Regions from separate parts of the Mus musculus genome. Here regions 1 and 2 are each linked to region 3. Evidence: chromatin loops called from intact Hi-C (ENCODE). Cell type or tissue: heart. All regions are shown on one strand. Links, peaks and the distances in the headings refer to the core of each region. The heading gives the core; the rest is flanking DNA.

Region 1 (5,734 bases), core at 461-5,460, 110 kb after region 3:
GTTTATGAGGAAAAAGGTTTTGTGCCAGAGGGGAAAATTTGGGGGACCACAAAAATGTAAATGTGGAGACATGTCTCTGGCTGGGTTCCCATTCTGATTGGGTGGTCTCTCCGTGCATGCTAACTGCCAACTGGGCTCTCACTGAATGCATTCCCTCTCAGCCTGCACTGCTGTTCCAGGTGGTATTTTAAAATTTCCTGTTTTCCATTATGATTGCATATCGCTTTAAGTCCTGCTGGATTGGAGATAACTTTATATTTGAAAAAAAAAACCCAGTTGGTTTTAGTGATAACTTTTTAGTCATCCTTTGATCACATGATGTTCCCCATCCTCCCAGATGGCCTTCCATCCTGGAACTGCATGGTTAACAAAGTTGTCCCCATCCCATTTACACTCACCGATGCTGCCAACTCCTCCGTTTCTCATGGCTCATTTTCTCTGTGACCTATCCTTGGGGATATGTACTGGCTGGTTTTATGTGTCAACTTGACACAGACTGGGGTTATCACAGAGAAAGGAGCTTCAGGTGAGGAAATGCCTCCATGAGATCCAGCTGTAAGGCATTTTCTCAGTTAGTGATCAAGGGGAAAAGGCCCTTGTGGGTGGGACCATCTTGGGGCTGGTAGTCTTGGTTCTATAAGAGAGCAGGCTGAGCAAGCCAGGGGAGGCAAGCCAGTAAAGAACATCCCTTCATGGCTTCTGCATCAGCTTCTGATTCCTGCCCTGCTTGAGTTCCGGTCCTGACTTCTTTGGTGATGAACAGCAGTGTGGAAGTGTAAGCTGAATAAACCCTTTCCTCCCCAACTTGCTTCTTGGTCATGATATTTGTGCAGGAATAGAAACCCTGACTAAGACAGGATGAAAGCGACACTATTTTTTTTTTCCTGTTTAGATTGATTCTTTTGACTAACTAACAACCAAAGAGCATTGACTTGTTTGTTTGAGAGATTGTGGGAACATGAAGTTGGGTGGGCTGGGAGAAGGCAGGAGAGATCTGTGAGGGGAGAGACTGTGCTCAAAACAATTCTGTGAAATTCTCAAATAAATAAAACACAAAAACTCCTTATAAAATCAAATAAAAAGAAAACAGAAAACCCAATGTTACACTTTTTAATTTGGATACCTCCCTTTACAAAGAACCATATGTTGAAGGCTGGTTCCTGAGTGACACAGCTGGAAGGTCCTAGAACTGTTAAGGCTCTTAGGAGGAGATCTTCAAGTCGGAGGCCATTAACAGGGTGGTGAGACCCTGTCTCTTCCTTTTCCTTTCTTGATTCCCAGCCAAGTGGTGAGTGGCTCAGTTTTGTGCACATTTCTGCCATGTTATGCTGCCCCAGCACCATGACAAGAGGCCTAAAAGCAGCATCCCTGACCAGGCAGGGATTGGAATTGCCAGAGCTGTGCATAGAAGTGGTTGCTGTGTAGAACTTGGTGACCTTATACCTTTATTTTAAAATTTTAACTATTTATTTTGTATTTTAATTATGTATATATGTACTGTGGGTGGGTATGTGTACACAAGTGCAGGTGCCCATAGAGGCAGGAGGCACCGGATCCCCCAGGAACTGGAGTTAAAGGCATCTGCAAGCCACTTGGAGGCTAGAGGCTAAATTCCAATCCTTTGCAAGAGCAGTAAGGGATCTTAAATACAGCAAAATCAGTCCTTACATGTTTGTTATGGTGATTCAAGGCTGATGCCTGACATTAAATTGAAAAAAAAGTTTATCTTATGAAAATTAAATATCTACATATGAAATATACACTTATAATTAAATATTATATATACACATATATGTATATGTATATGTATATATATATATATATCACATCATTTCTCCTTTTGTTTCTGTCTCTTATAACCCTCCTCATATTTGACCATCCAACTTTATGTTCTTCTCTTCTGCATTTTTTCCCCCAGTAACCCACTGAGTACTGTCCATACGAACATTTGTATAGGGTCATCTACTGGAGCATGGGCCACCTACAAGGGGCCTAACTGCTAATAGCTCCTCAGCTAGGGGTAGAGACTCATGGGCCACTATCACCATGCTGGAATGTCGACTGGCTTGATCTTGCACAGATCTTACCAGTCAACCCCAGCTCTAGTGAGTTTGTTGGTGCAATGTGTTTATACTGCCTGTCATGTTGAGAGACACTATTTCTCAGAAGTTGCCTCTAGTTTCTGGCTCTTATAATCTTTTGGCTTCCCTTATGTGGTGCTTCCTGGGCCACGAGGGGAGGATGTGAAATAGATGTCCTACTTAGAGCTGAGCACTCTGCAGTCACTTATTCTTGGTAATTGTGTCTCGCTGCATTAACCTCTGACCACTGCAAGAACAAACTTCTTGAGGGCCGAGAACTTACTAATCTATAGTGGAAAGAAAAGTACTTAGGAGGCACTTTGATAATTTAGCAAAATAATAGTAGTAGGTTCTTCTCTAAGACCTATGACCCCCCTAGCCACCAGTTTCTGGCCGAGTTTACAGTGCTAAGCTTGAGTCCCCTCTTGTAGAGGAGGCCTTCCAATCAGAAATCTGTTAACTACTCTTAGGACTTTCATGTCACTATTGTACCGGTGGGCATATTTTCCCAAATTGATCAGCATTGTAGTTCACAGCGTTTACAGCTGAATAAAATGACTGGACTGGTGATTTTTTTCTGCCTTAACAGCCTGCATAGCACCTTGCAGTATTAGGAGAGCTAGTCAACGGGGAGTGTGTGTTCAGGTCACTACCAGCATAATTTCTCCCAATGATGTGACAATGTGTGTGGTGTCTTCATCGGTAGGGTCTTACCATCAAGTTCTAGTGGACCACCAAGAACACTGGCCTATATCATTTAAACATTATTAAGTGGTCCAGGTTTCTAAGAATCTCCTTTTAATATGCTCTGCCTTGGTGTTAGACCATATTTTACACAAATTCTTCTATCAGAATTACACCCTAGGGAATGTACAGCAGGCTACTGAGCAGGCCTAGACCAATTCCCTATAGAAAGTAGGCAGAGATCACTAGTCCCTAATGGCTAGTTTCTGGAGAGTTATCCAACAATACTTCTTTCTGTGGGAATAAAAAGCAAGAATGAGAGAAGAGCAGGAAAGATATTTATAATTCTACAGAAAGGAGAGTTTCCATGAGCAAATGCTAGCTGGTTTAGCCTGGAGGTTTGCAGGAGGTTCCAAGACTGGAGCAGCAAAGATGGAGACCAGCCTCATGGCTTACAGTGGCTGGTCACATTGTCGTGGTAGACAGAAAGCAGTAAACTCAGGGAGAAGAGGCAGGCATGATTCTCAAAGGCCTGTTCTTACCCTCCTCTGCCAACTATGCATTCCACACCGAGCATTTCACAGCTCTTCCAAATAGAGTTTGGGACCAAGTGAACCTGGTGTGTGTGTGATTTTATAATTCAAACCTCAATAGACAGTGCACTTTCTATTTTGTTTAAAAAATAATTTTGACAATCTCTATTCCAGTGCAATTAGAATGACAAAGAAACTAATTAAGTAAGAATCATAGGAATTGTGCACATATTATTTTAGGCATTTATTTTGCCCTACCAAATCCCTTCTTTTAATTAAAAAAGGGTATTTTCTGTTTAATTGGTAAATCCCTTGGCTCAAAATTCAGAAGTACAAGGCTATCACTGACAGATTTCTTTTCCTTACCTTTTTTCCTTGGGCTAAACAACTTTCAAAGTAAGAAGCCAATGTTTTCAGTATCTTGAGCTTGCTTTGTTTATTCTGGGGTGTCTTCGTCAGTTTGGGTTGTAACAAAGTCTCAGAGATGAGTTCACTTTTCAACAGCAGAAATTTATTTCTCCAAGCTCTTACGATCGGAAACCCATGGGTTGTGGTGAGGCCTTCTGATTTCAGAGTTCTAGAATTTTGACAAAGCGATACAATAAGCCAGCTCGTTGCTTCCCTTTTAAAGAAATCCCATTTATGAGGAATTTAATTATGTCTTGCCAGAAGTCAGGGCCATCTGGAAAGAGGGGACTTCAATTGAGTAAATGCCTCCTTAATATTATCCTCTAGGAAAAATATGTGGGATATTTTCTTGATTAATGGTAGATGTGGGACGGTCCAGGAAACTGTGAGTGGTTCTGTCCGTCTATAAGCAGGTGATACTGGATTGTATAAAACAGTAGTCTGGATAAGCCACGATAGCAAGCCAGTGAGCATAGTTACTCTGTGACATTGCTTCAGTTACTGCTTCCAGGTTGCTGGTTGAGCATCTGCCCTGGCTTCTCTCAATGATGGACTTTAACTTGGAGGCCAAGTAAATATTTTTCTAAGTTTGCATTTGGTTATCATGTTTACCACAGGAGAAATCAAACTAGAACACCTCTTGAAGGCTTCATATTCAAATACCGTCAGAGTGAAAATTAGATTTTTGGGCATGTAAATTTTAGAGAGCAGAATGAGGAACTACAGACATCAGACCACTACTTTGAATATATTTACAATCAAATCCTCTTACTTCTACAAACATTTGCATACAATTACTGCACTGATAGTACACATTGAAGATGAACTAATTTTAAAATCTAAAAAGTTTTTTCAGTCTTTAAAAAATGACTATATAGGATTCTCATATATTTCTTGATACATCCATCAAATCCAGCTCTGTGAACATTTTGGGTGTTTGCTTACTTTAAAAAATATTGTGATGCATAATCTCCAAGATAGCCAAATGTGTAGGACAGAGCCCTACAAGTGGAATTTCTCCACTCTTTAAGAATATTTATGAATTTCCTGCATAGAAAGTCTTGTCCTGAAGTGTTCTTGAAGTATATTAGCAAACCTCAGAGCTGCACTGCTCTGCTAACAAATTCTGCTATTTGCTACTTTGGTACTTCTGTTATGAGTGAATTTGAGCATCATTTCATTCACTTAATGTCTATCTTTATATGTAGACCATGTGCTCGTACTTTGCTATTTTCTGAATGTGTTACTAGACTTTCAAAACTTATTCTTAGAAGCTCTTTATATATTGTGGAATCTGTCAACCTGCTTGGCCTGAGATGCCAGAGGATGAGGAAAGTGCACCTCCTGGTGTCTCCAAGTGCGTATTTCTAGATATAAATGCTAGAGGCAGCAGCAAGGGAAAGCTTGTCGTGAAAATGGTCTTGATAGGCCAGCTGCCATGTGTGAGCTCCCTTCTTCTTGAATCACCAGTGAATCTATTGCTGTTTCTATGGCCTGTGGACATCACTTGCCATCTTCAACTCCTTTTAACATGGTCCTACTCTAGAGATAACCTAGAATGCTTCTAAGGCTATGTGTTTAGTTACATTTATCCATGCATTTTCATTTTAATTTGTTTTGCAACAGAATCTCACTCTATAATTTAAGTGTCCCTTGAATTTGCTCTGTAGGTCACACTGACATCCAAGTTGGGTTCTTCCTGCTGCAGCCTCTTATGCTCATATTATAGGTATGCATTACAATGCCTGGCAAACCTTTATTCATGTTCTGTGTTTAACTTTTGAGCATCCTTTTTCCCCCCCCTGGGCCTTCTTTGCACATATTAAACATGTGCTTTATCACCGAGTTTTACTCAACTCAGTTTTCTAACTTTTTTTTTTTAAATAAGAGAAAGTCTTTTCTCTTTTGGATTCATGACAAATTCTAAAGATATTTTCTAGCATTTTACTAGTTTATCTCTCCCTTAAAAAACATACAGCTAAGCCTATAATTATACCAAAGGTAGCCAATGTATAATAACAACAATTA
Region 2 (5,734 bases), core at 365-5,364, 560 kb after region 3:
CCGGGAATGAAATGCAACTTTCTTTAGAGATAGGTGAAGGTGTGCTAGTCCCACCCCATCCTGGTAGAAGGATGAGGTGTGGTTTTCCCTGACTCTAAGTCAATTGCTTAGGTTCCCAGAAGGGCATTTAGGACCTTTGCTCATTTTGTGTACAGTATCTCAGTAGCTTAAAAGAGGACTCCAGTTATGTGGCAGAAGAGAGTGAAGGAAGTCACAGTTGATGGAGAGAGAGAGGATTACTTGGGCATAAAGAGAGTTCCACGGGTTAAAGGAAGCAATAGCAAGTGACTTCAAGGGCAAAATGATTTAAATGTGGCAGGAACAACAGTTTTATGAGAATACAGCAATGCCACTGGGGCAGAGGAAGGGTGGGCATATTTTTTCAGACTTTATTTCCTTCCTATCAGCTCCCTATTTACACAGTTAGAGATCCCAGCCAGCCAGTCAGATGCTCCACTCCTAAGCCCCTGTCATTCTCTCCAGTGATTTCCAGGCTGATGTTAGGGGAAAGGCAAAGTTGAAATGGTGATTATGGTTGACAGATGCTTGACACTTCAGGTGGAGTACTGTGATTCTACCTCTCATTGACTGAAGGGAATCAAAGGATTTCCCATTGTCCTAGAGACTAGAGACAGACTAGAAATAAGGGGTTAAGAGTTCATTTTTATTTGCAATACAGCTACTCACAAGTCCTGCATGAAAAAGCAATCCAGTTCTTTTTTTTTTTTTTTTTTGACCCTTGTAATTCCTCCTTTCAGTGTAATTGGTACAGCCTTTTCTTGACATTCATTAATTCATATTTATTCCTGGTAATAAGGGATTAAAGGTCTCCAACCACAGTTAATTAAAGTCATATAAATATCCAGGTAAGATGCATGTAGCCAAAATTAACCCTGGAGATCACCATCAATAGCGAGTAGTTAACTCCTTTCTAGTTTTGACTTTTAATTATAGCAACCTAAGAATATTCTCAGTTATCATCTTTAGATGTGAGCTTAATTCTGAAAATGACTCTGACTTTTGACTTGGGAAGCGCCAGACTCATGAATGTGAAAATATTGCGGTTGACTCCAAGCTGGAAACATGCTTCCCCATCTCTCCTATCTAACTCTTCCTTCCACCTTGTTGATGAGCTTCACCTCCGCTCTCGGATGTATTTCCTTCATCTCCTCTGGTCTCACTGTGTTTACTTTCCCAACAGCTGTTCTTTCGACTTCTTCCTGTCATCCATTCTCTAAACGTGTCTAACTCAGGAGGATTGGATTGCAGGGAGCTCCTGTCAGTGCTGAAGGACTGGCTGACTTCCAGGATGGTCTCGTTGGTAAACTTGTCGGACCATTACATGCTGATTATGGGTTATTGATGATGCCCGTGAAACTGCTTAGGAGACCAGATGTAGCATCTCTGAACTGCCAAAGCCTGGCAGCTGGTTAGGATCCCGCACACCCCCTGAGCTCCTTTGCACCATGTGACCACTTAAGTGAGACCTGCTTGATCTTCAGCAGGAGGACACACAGTCCTTGGCTGAGTTTCTTATCAGGCTCCAGGTACTTTGTTGCACCTACATAAAAATTACGGTAAGTCTGTGTATTCATTAGTGCTTTTTATCTTGCTATAATATAAAAATGTGCATTTTAAATTTTCTTTTTTTTTTGAGGATGCATTTGTTACATTTATGTGTGTGTATATGTGTGTATGCACATATGGTGGTCAGAGGTTAATGTTGGGTATCTTCCTGTAAGGGTCTCCACCTTATTTTTTTATGCCAGGGTCTCTCACTGGATCCAGGGTTCATGGATTTTACTAGACTGGCTAGATAGTGAGCTCATGCGTCCTTTTGCCTCTGCCTCCCAGACCTGGATTGCAGATGCACACCATTGTTCCCACCATTTTATGTGGGTGCTGCGGATCTGAACCCAGGTACCCTGTAGGTATAGCAAGCACTTTACCAACTGATCTGTCTCCAGGCCGATAAAGATATTACTTTATAAGTAAATTATTAAAGTTTAATGTCATCTTAGTAAAAGGTTACGGTTTTAAATCCTTGAGTGTTGGTGCTTGATGGTGGGGTTTTATGAATTAAGCATGGTGTTATGTTTAGTAGATTTGATTTAGTCCCAAAATGCCACACAAATTATAATCACAAATCTTCTCATTTTAGTGAGATATTCTTTGAAATTTTAATCTATTTTTTATTTTGACTTCCATCTTATAGTAATGTTTGAGGCAGTTATCATTTGTACCTAAAGCTGGGCACTGGCACAATCTTGCCTAGGCCAGTCAAGGGCTGGGATCACAATTATGAGCTCCCACACCCACATCTGACTTAATTCTAAGAGTGTTGTAATTCCAAAGTCCTTGGGTATACAAACGCTGTGTATGTGGTTCTATTATCAAAATACTTACCATGAGCTATTTGTAGTGTTCAGTGCTTTACCAGTAGAATTCAGCACTAAGTTTACATCTGAAATTGATGATTCTGACTATTTAAGGATTAATACATGAGCAGAGAAATACTTACTTTTCAACCTCTACTTAGCATGCGTGCTTGTCCTGTATTGTATCAGCTAGGACAACCAGTAAGACTCCAAGACTTCAGGAATGCAGTGCCTCTGAACCACAAATCTAGGTGGTGTTTGCAGTAAATCATCTCCTGACCACTAGATGGGGCTGTGAAACCTTTTGCTTCATTAACAGTTCTTGTAAACATTTGCTTTCCTTGAAGAGAAAAAAAAAATCATCCACATTTCTAAGGAGACTATTTTTCCCTTCTATTTTAAGCCCATCTTCTATTGATGGGTGAAAATGCCCCATATTCTCTGTATAATGACAAAACACCATTACAGTAATGATGTGAAAATGTGATCATTATATTGTGTCCTAGGAAGGAAATAGATATGTTGCCAAGGTCACCTTACACTTAATTCAGACTCACCACTAATGACAATTGTCCATCAGGGCGACATGCTCACATATTTTGCTTCCTTTCTTTTCCCCTTCATTGGTCCAAGACTCACTTATTAACTTCATCTGTTTGGACTGTAGCACATAGCTTATGTCTAGGACTTAGGAGGCTATGGCAGTGTGATTTTATTTGGAGCGAGTCTATAAACCACTAATAGCATGGCAAGTACAAATAATAATTTTTCTTCTCATTTTCTAGTTCCCATGAAGACTCTGACAGTATGCTAGTCCCTGTGACTCTGGAAGAATTCCACCTGAACAGTGATTGTATGTGCAGGGCTGAGAAGGATTGCACTATTATGATACTAAGTGCTCACCTTTACCTTTCTTTTAGAGGAAAAGTTATTTCAGTCTAATTTAGTAGCAATTATTTCACTATTTTAGCTTTAGCCTTAAATTTAATAAGCGAAAAAAAATCAATTTTCCCAAATATTTTATTTTACTCACCTGCAGAGAGCTATTTCTACTATCTACTCTAATATTAGCCATTCAATAAGTAATTATTAGATGTATTAAAGATTCATGAATTATTGAGAATGCAATATAACCTCATTTGTTTCATATGATTGCCCAGGATCTACTGTATTAAAATATCACAAAACCTCAAAATAATTACATTTAAAATTTCATGTACCCTATTCTTTGAAAATGTATTTCAGAAGCTGTCATTGTAATTTAAACTTTTAAATTGTGTGGGGTTCAGCTCACAATGTGTAATTGAATAAAAATGTTCTTATGTATAAAATAATAAATGAAAAAAAATTAAAGATTATGCCCTTCCTACATGGACAAAGATAAAATAAGAGAGTCATCGTGGATTGGAGTCATTTTAAATAATTAAAAAAAACATTTTCAGACAACATTGCAAAATAAAGAGAAGAATTTTAGTTAATGTTGGGAACCATTGGTGAAGAAAGGATAGTTGGAAGAATTTATATTTTAAACTAGACGCTTTGGTAAAGCAAGACTTCTAGCTTTTATAATGAGACAGTACTGGCAAACCACAGATAATGAATCGCTCATTAATCTTTGTTGGCATTCAAGCCAACAATACAAATACAGTAGCTAGAATGGGTCAGTTTGACTTTGTGGAGTAAACATCACCTCCATTTCCCTCCAGTCAGTAAAGACTTTCAAAGAAACAGGATAATACCTAGGCTAACAGAGAGGAAACACATTCAGTATGCATGCTTCATTTGTAGAATGAAATTAGCACATTTCCTTGATTTTTTTTTTTTTGGCAACAAGAAAAATTCACAACAGAAAAGTCAGAAAATGCAAAAATTACAACTGAGTAAGTGATAATTACTCAAAATCTCATCACTCAGCAAAAACAGCTAAGAGGTGGGATATATGTGACTTTATATTTTAGAACTGTAAATACTAACTATAACTTGATTTTTCACTTTCTCCTGACATCTTGTTCTGTATGGAACAAAGAACTACAACAGTCATATTTTACAGTATTGAATGAATGAGTTTATTAACTATAGAGCAAGCCGAAGTATAAGAGTAAAAGAAAAATATCTATAGGTAGATGATAGCAAAATGTCATCAAAGTAGGAGCTTAAAACATTATTCAGAAATTGTCTTGGGAAGCCCCATTAAGGATGTCAGCTAGAGCTACCAACAAGGGAATCCAGGACAAAGCACAATGTTCCCACGGATGAAATTTCCAAGTCAGTAAACAGATAGAAACAATAAGGTCACACCATCAAATCAGGGTTCCAAAACCAGCAGGAATGAATAGGAAACGTGATGCCATCAGCTGAAGTTCTTGACCGTGTTCTCTCCCCTTAAATGCGTTTCTTCCCCATAGTGAGGCTTCTGGCTTCTCTTTCCCACTGTTAGCACTTTTATATAATGGGACAAGAGTTGCAAATGGTTTCCCATTCAGCTGTTTTCTGGGGCAAGATGCTGATCACTTCAATTTCCTTAGCTGCTTACTGTTTTCCCCTCTACAGAACCAGGGGATCAAATGTGGCAGAGCAAGGTTATTTGGGGGGACACTTGACATAAGCATGCCAATTTAAGGCACATTACATATACATACATAGAAGTTTTTAAGATCTCACTAATTCACTTCCTCAAATACAATTTTAATAATTAAGTAGAACTCTATTGGACAGATATACAGGAACATAATTTGGGTTTGGGGTGATTTCTTCATTTTGATCCATTGTAATAAATGTTATAATGTTTTTGTTGATGCTGTTGAACTTAATATATTGCATCAATTTTCTCAGAATAATTAGTATTATACATTGTCTTCTGGTGCCTGCTTGGTTTTTGTGGCTCCACATATTGTTCTGCGTCTCTGCAGGGGGTGTCAGGATGCTGATCATCTGCTAGCCCAGAAAAAGAAGAGCAGTGGCTGGAACTGGGAGTCAACAGCCCATGCTTCTCTTTGGAGTGTCAGCACTAACATGCCAGACTGGAAGGGAGTCAGCAGGGTCTGGGACAAATGTTGTGGTTCCTGGTCTCCTCTCTGGTTGCCCAGGTGGTGACGGTGGACTGCTTGAGGAGGAAATGAGGAAGGAGTGTCTATAGTGTTCCCCTCAGGGCATTTGCACACCAGGCAGGAAGGGGAAAGCAGAGCTTGAGATGAACAGAGTCTCATCTGATTGGGGGGCGATTGCCAAGTACCAGAGGGAATAAAGAAGAGAAAAGCCTTCTTTGGGAGTCTTAGGCATGGCTCTTCCTCCTGTCAATCTTGAATGAAGCAGCTCTCTGAAATGATCCTTGCTTGTTCATATTGCTTTATTGGAGT
Region 3 (5,734 bases), core at 297-5,296:
AAGCTCCAGTCCTGTTGAGAAATCTACCATTCTATTCCCCAAATTTATTTATTTTATGTATATGAGCACACTATAGCTGTCTTCAAACATGTCAGAAGAGGGCATTGGATCTCATTACAGATGGTTGTGAGTCCCCATGTGGTTGCTGGGAATTGAACACAGGAACTCTGGAAGAGCAGTCAGTGCTCTTAACCACTGAGCCATCTCCCCAGCCCCAGGATATGGAATTCATAGGCCTTAAGGATGCTGTGGACACGGTCACCCAGCCATGACATCATCTGTGGGAGGTACTCAGAGTTGTGTGCTCCTCTCAGAATCTGAAAGTGCGAGATGTGTGTGGGTTATCTAGGACCCTGCAGTTTGTTTCCACTGGCATCGCACAAGAAGAAGGAACAGTCAGGCTCTTGTTAACCATGCAATGGCTTTCCATCGAAAACAAAATCTTTATGGTCCACACTATGCAGAGCATGACTAACATTAAGATTAGGAAATATCTGTCCTTTGATCAGAAGAGAGAAAAAGCCAAAGATTTAAAAATAGCAGTGAAGCTTAGCAGATATCGAGACCCAGTCAAGTATGTAGCTGAGATGTGGGTTATTAAGCAAACTTTACTGATTCCCCCAAGGAAGGAATTGGGAAACAGAGCAACTGAGCCAAGGATTAAAAAAATATTTTTAGTAAGACAAATTCTACAATATTTAGGCAATTTACGCCTTGTGAACTTGGAGAAACTTTAAAATTTCAAGTTGGATAGAAAAGGAACGTAGCCAAAGGGCCACCCCACTTCACTGAAAGAATGAAAAAAATCTTCTGATGTGCTGCTTCAATCAGTGCTTGGTATCTTTAGGATTCTTAAAAACATGTTTCCATTTCCATTCTCCCTTTATTCTTCAGGTAGAGCCAGAGATGTACTTCAAGAGTGACCTTAGCTTCTGTTAGTAGCTTTGAGCTCTTTGCAAAGAAAACATTGCTGAAAGGGGCCAAAAAGTAAGAAGTCATTATGGATTTGCAAATATTGTATCCAAGGTCTAAGAGTCACTGTAACATTGGAAACTAGGAGAAAGAAAAATATTAAAAGAAAAAGAATTCATGTATACTCAGGCTTTAAGAGAAAATACACAGATAAGGAGAAAGAATGCAATGCAATTAGTTTATCGCAAGGGTCGAGGTATTACAAGAACTATGTCCAGTTGAAAGACTTTGCAAGGGGAAGATGCATCTCAGAATGTAAAAAAGGACAGTTGTGATATGACTTTAAATGGATAAGGCTGAGAGTTTACTGTTATCCAACAGCCCAATTTTCAAAACCCAGGCAAGGTCTTCACTATTAAGCAATTCACGGAGACCCCTTTCAAAAGCCCAGGATATTGTATTCAGTTTGAGGCATTTCACTGCTAGGAAGATGAAGGCAAACAGAGATGGGAATTCAGAGTTGAAAAATACACATACTCAAAAAAATATTTCAGGGTCTAGGGAGGATTGGCTTTTCAAGGGAAAGTATGAATAAATAGAATAAATAATAGCTTGGTTCACAACATCTAAAGAGAGGGAGATAATTCAATAAATGCCTTAAATTTAACTGTAAAATTACAAAGTAGCCGGTGCTGTCTCATTCTGCCTCATTTAAATTTTACCAACTTTTCAGTGATCAGGGTGCTTCCTCAGTTCATATAAAGGTACAGGCATTATCTATTGGTATTTTCTGTATACGAAACATTTTGAAAGCATATATACAGCGCAGTCCTTTTCTTTCCTTCCTCTGTATTCTTTCTATGTTATCACTGTGGATTTTTTTCTCTATACTGGCAATTGAACCCAAGGCTTTGCACATGCTTTCAGATATCTCTGTCAGTGAGCCATATCCCAGCCCTCATTTCAGAGATATTTGAAACTGTACCTTCCACAGTGTCTCCTAAAGACTTCCACTGCTTGGCTGAACCCAAGGCTGCCAATCCTGCATTGCTAAAGCCAACGGCTGTAAAATCCTCAGAGATACCCATCGTGGTCTTTCCCAAGTCTCACTTTTGCTTGTTGTGAGCTACTGAGGGGAGCAGTGGTGGAGGAGAGACTGTAGTTTTGTCTATACAATTGGGATCATGGATGCGACATGGGTGGAACTCAGCAAAGAAAACAGAATAAATTATTTAATACACAGGGACAGGTAAGAGGCTCAAAATATATAGATTTAATATTGTTGCAGCTTAGAAGAGACAGTTTCCTCCCATTTCTGAGTTATTACCCGGCTACTAGCTTCCTTACATAATTTCAAGCCTTTCTCAGAGCACATCTACTGGAAAAAAAAAAAAGAGTTATTCAATGGATAAATGCTGGTTCTTTTACAGAGGGATCAGTGCAAAGACAGGATGCTGATTCCTGAGACGGTGGGATGTTTCTAACTTTATTTAAAAGGCTTTCTGGCTGTGTGAGCCATAGATTGCTTTGTGCCATGGTTGGGTAGCTATGTATGTTCCATCAATGAGAGCATTCAGCCGAGGAGTTAAGCAAATGTTGTTTTCTGCTGCCAGCTGGCTTTCAAAACGTGCAAAGCCCATGTTTATTGCCAGCTAGTATTTTTCAAGAAAATATAAAAATTATCATCGTCTCTATAAGTATGAACCCACTGAATCAACGCTTGTGAGCATAGACTGGAGCAAAACGATGTTTTCCTTGGCTCTGGGTTTAATCATTTTACAGAGAGAATGTTTTTCTTTTAAATATGGGTTTAAATGCAATAAAACATGAACGCAAAAGGGGTTTTAGTGTAAGCCATCTCAATCAAGTAAAGGTGTTCCTGCGAACAACAGCAACCGCTTGATAACCGGAATTAATTGTTGACCAAGACAGAATTAGACGTACAGTAACATCTCCGCCTGACCAGCAGGGGTCACTCGCCACCAGGAAACAAAGAGGAGGCGTAACATTTTTCTCAGGCAGGAAACAGAGCGGAAGTACACACAGAACTCTACTTAAACTCAGACCCTAGAAAAACCACGCTTCACTTCCCACAGTTCGTGGTCTTTGCTGGGTGAAAGGAGGAAACCCCAGCCTGCACCCGGGTCCTGCTTCCTTTAGGACATGAATAATGGAGTCACAGAGGCTGCATAGAGGCTGAGAGATGATGCTGAGAGAGTGAGCCACAGACCGCCTCTGTTTCTTTTCTTTTTTTGAAGTTGGGTGCTATTGATCTAAATCTGGAGTCCCGTAAAACAGCTTACAGACTTTTTTTTCTTCTTCTTATGCTCAAGTACAGAAGATTAAACATGATTTTTGACTTCTTAGTTTTCAAAGACTGTTGCAAAATACCTTCTAAAACACACAGAAAAGGTTCATTTGGTGGCTTTTCGACTAATCTCTTCCATTCTTTTTACAGCTAACCGAAGCTCCCTTTTCAGTGTCTGTAGTAAAAACCAAGCACCTCTGTCAGCTGTCTTGGGATTCCCGAATCACTGTGTTAAGGGGGCCATGAGAGCAGACATTGCTGCTAAAGCTAGAAGCCAGCATTAGGGAGGATACTGTCATGCCCTGCCCATTCCTCATCAAACATGCACACCCAATGTCCCTAAAGGCCTCAATCATGCAGACATACATCTTTTTAAGGATCACCAAAGGAAATGTCACACAGAACAAAAGAGCCTGGGTTCCTGAACACCAATTTGTAATCCCTGCTCGTTGTCTACCTTTCAGGCCAGACGAGAACAAAACAGAATCCCACGTTCTCAAACCTTATCATGCTGGAGATGTTTTCCTGGCGTCTCCATCATCTAGCCATCCATGTGCTATCTTCAGACTTTGCTGCGATGGGAACCGGACTCCTCTTTCTCCCTTCCTCAGCCTTCGCTGGAAAGGTTTTGCCTTATGGTTTCTGGAGAAAAAGGCTACAAGTCTGTTTGTGAGTATGCACCATGTCTTTCTGTCAAGGAGACATAGTTCTCTGCATGGTGGTCTCTGCACTGATGCTTTGAAAGAATCTGATGTGAAATTATAATAGTCTTTTCAAATTCTTCAGGTCTTTTATTTGTTTACAACGCTCAAAGATCACAGAGGACATTGCTACTGCAGCAACTACTACTACTATTACTACTACTACTTAAAGCTATGGTATCATTTTCTTTTCTTTTTTTTTTTTTTTTGGGTGCAGCGAACTTTATTGATGGTATTCAAGAGAGTAGGGAGGGCTCCCTAGGCCCCTCCTGTTATTATGGGGGTCTGGGATGGAAATTGTGAGGGAGATGCTCAGTGTTGGGGGCCGAGTTGGGATAGGGACTCCTCAGCAACCGAGGGCCTCTCTCTTGCTCAGTGTCCTTGCTGGGGTGGGTGGTCCAGGGTTTCTTACTCCTTGGAGGCCATGTAGGCCATGAGGTCTACCACCCTGTTGCTGTAGCCGTATTCATTGTCATACCAGGAAATGAGCTTGACAAAGTTGTCATTGAGAGCAATGCCAGCCCCGGCATCGAAGGTGGAAGAGTGGGAGTTGCTGTTGAAGTCGCAGGAGACAACCTGGTCCTCAGTGTAGCCCAAGATGCCCTTCAGTGGGCCCTCAGATGCCTGCTTCACCACCTTCTTGGTGTCATCATACTTGGCAGGTTTCTCCAGGCAGCACGTCAGATCCACGACAGACACATTGGGGGTAGGAACATGGAAGGCCATGCCAGTGAGCTTCCCGTTCAGCTCTGGGATGACCTTGCCCACAGCCTTGGCAGCACCAGTGGATGCAGGGATGATGTTCTGGGCAGCCCCATGACCATCACGCCACAGCTTTCCAGAGGGGCCATCCACAGTCTTCTGGGTGGCAGTGATGGCATGGACCGTGGTCATGAGCCCTTCCACAATGCCAAAGTTGTCATGGATGACCTTGGCCAGGGGGGCTAAGCAGTTGGTGGTGCAGGATGCATTGCTGACAATCTTGAGTGAGTTGTCATATTTCTCGTGGTTCACACCCATCACAAACATGGGGGCATCGGCAGAAGGGGCGGAGATGATGACCCTTTTGGCTCCACCCTTCAAGTGGGCCCGGGCCTTCTCCATGGTGGTGAAGACACCAGTAGACTCCACGACATACTCAGCACCGGCCTCACCCCATTTGATGTTAGTGGGGTCTCGCTCCTGGAAGATGGTGATGGGCTTCCCGTTGATGACAAGCTTCCCATTCTTGGCCTTGACTGTGCCGTTGAATTTGTCGTGGGTGGAGTCATACTGGAACATGTAGACCATGTAGTTGAGGTCAATGAAGGGGTCGTTGATGGCAACAACCTCCACTTTGCCACTGCAGATGGCAGCCCTGGTGACCAGGCGCCCAATACGGCCAAATCCGTTCACACCGACCTTCACCATTTTGTCTATGGGACGAGGCTGGTACTGCACAAGAAGATGCGGCTGTCTCTGGAACAAGGAGGAGCAGAGAGCCTATGGTATCATTTTCAATCCTTCCTCCATGCTCTGCCTGTGGTGCCCAGGCAGAGGGTGGTGACTAGCTTGAGCTCGTTCATCCTTATTCCTAAATTCCTAGGTTTTAGTTGACATCTATATTTTCAGAAATTCTTAATTCATGGGTATTTTCCTTCACTTCTAAGAAGTGATATTCTCCATTGAGTCCTTATAATCAGACAAAACCTATGCAACTGTATGGTGAGAAAAAAATAAAACAAAACAACAACCCTAGTGAGAGTATGCATCAGAAGGCAAACATGTTTCTGTAATTTTCAGTTTAGTGCCTAGAGAAAGTGAGGGCCCAAGC

What was found. A loop is a pair of places that touch in the nucleus more often than their neighbours do. Peaks named below come from ENCODE experiments on the same cell type or tissue, not always from the same donor. Only the 100,000 strongest peaks of a DNase experiment are listed, where the experiment ranks them.
Region 1: a loop joins it to region 3, with 3 times the contacts of the local background. A loop is called at or near these places in 2 of 42 quality-filtered maps.
Region 2: it touches region 3 in a loop (9-fold over the local background); 8 of 42 quality-filtered maps call a loop at or near these places.

Annotation. Positions count from the first base shown.
Region 1 is chr3:78,805,281-78,811,014 of GRCm38, reverse strand. No RefSeq gene overlaps it. Among named protein-coding and RNA genes, the nearest start is that of Gm36341, 16 kb to the right of the region's middle. In heart, for the core only: no CTCF peak of the experiment used is centred there; no DNase peak of the experiment used is centred there.
Region 2 is chr3:78,355,477-78,361,210 of GRCm38, reverse strand. No RefSeq gene overlaps it. Among named protein-coding and RNA genes, the nearest start is that of Gm36288, 52 kb to the left of the region's middle. In heart, for the core only: a CTCF peak has its summit at 2,663 (motif pointing right); no DNase peak of the experiment used is centred there.
Region 3 is chr3:78,916,855-78,922,588 of GRCm38, reverse strand. Gm38542 (a long non-coding RNA gene) reads left to right here. Exons shown (of 4, transcript XR_867360.2): 3 at 3,685-3,889; 4 at 4,007-4,130. It also overlaps the pseudogene Gm10291. Among named protein-coding and RNA genes, the nearest start is that of Gm38542, 17 kb to the left of the region's middle. In heart, for the core only: a CTCF peak has its summit at 2,883 (motif pointing right); a DNase peak (open chromatin) is centred at 3,028; H3K4me3 peaks cover 356 bases; H3K27ac peaks cover 264 bases.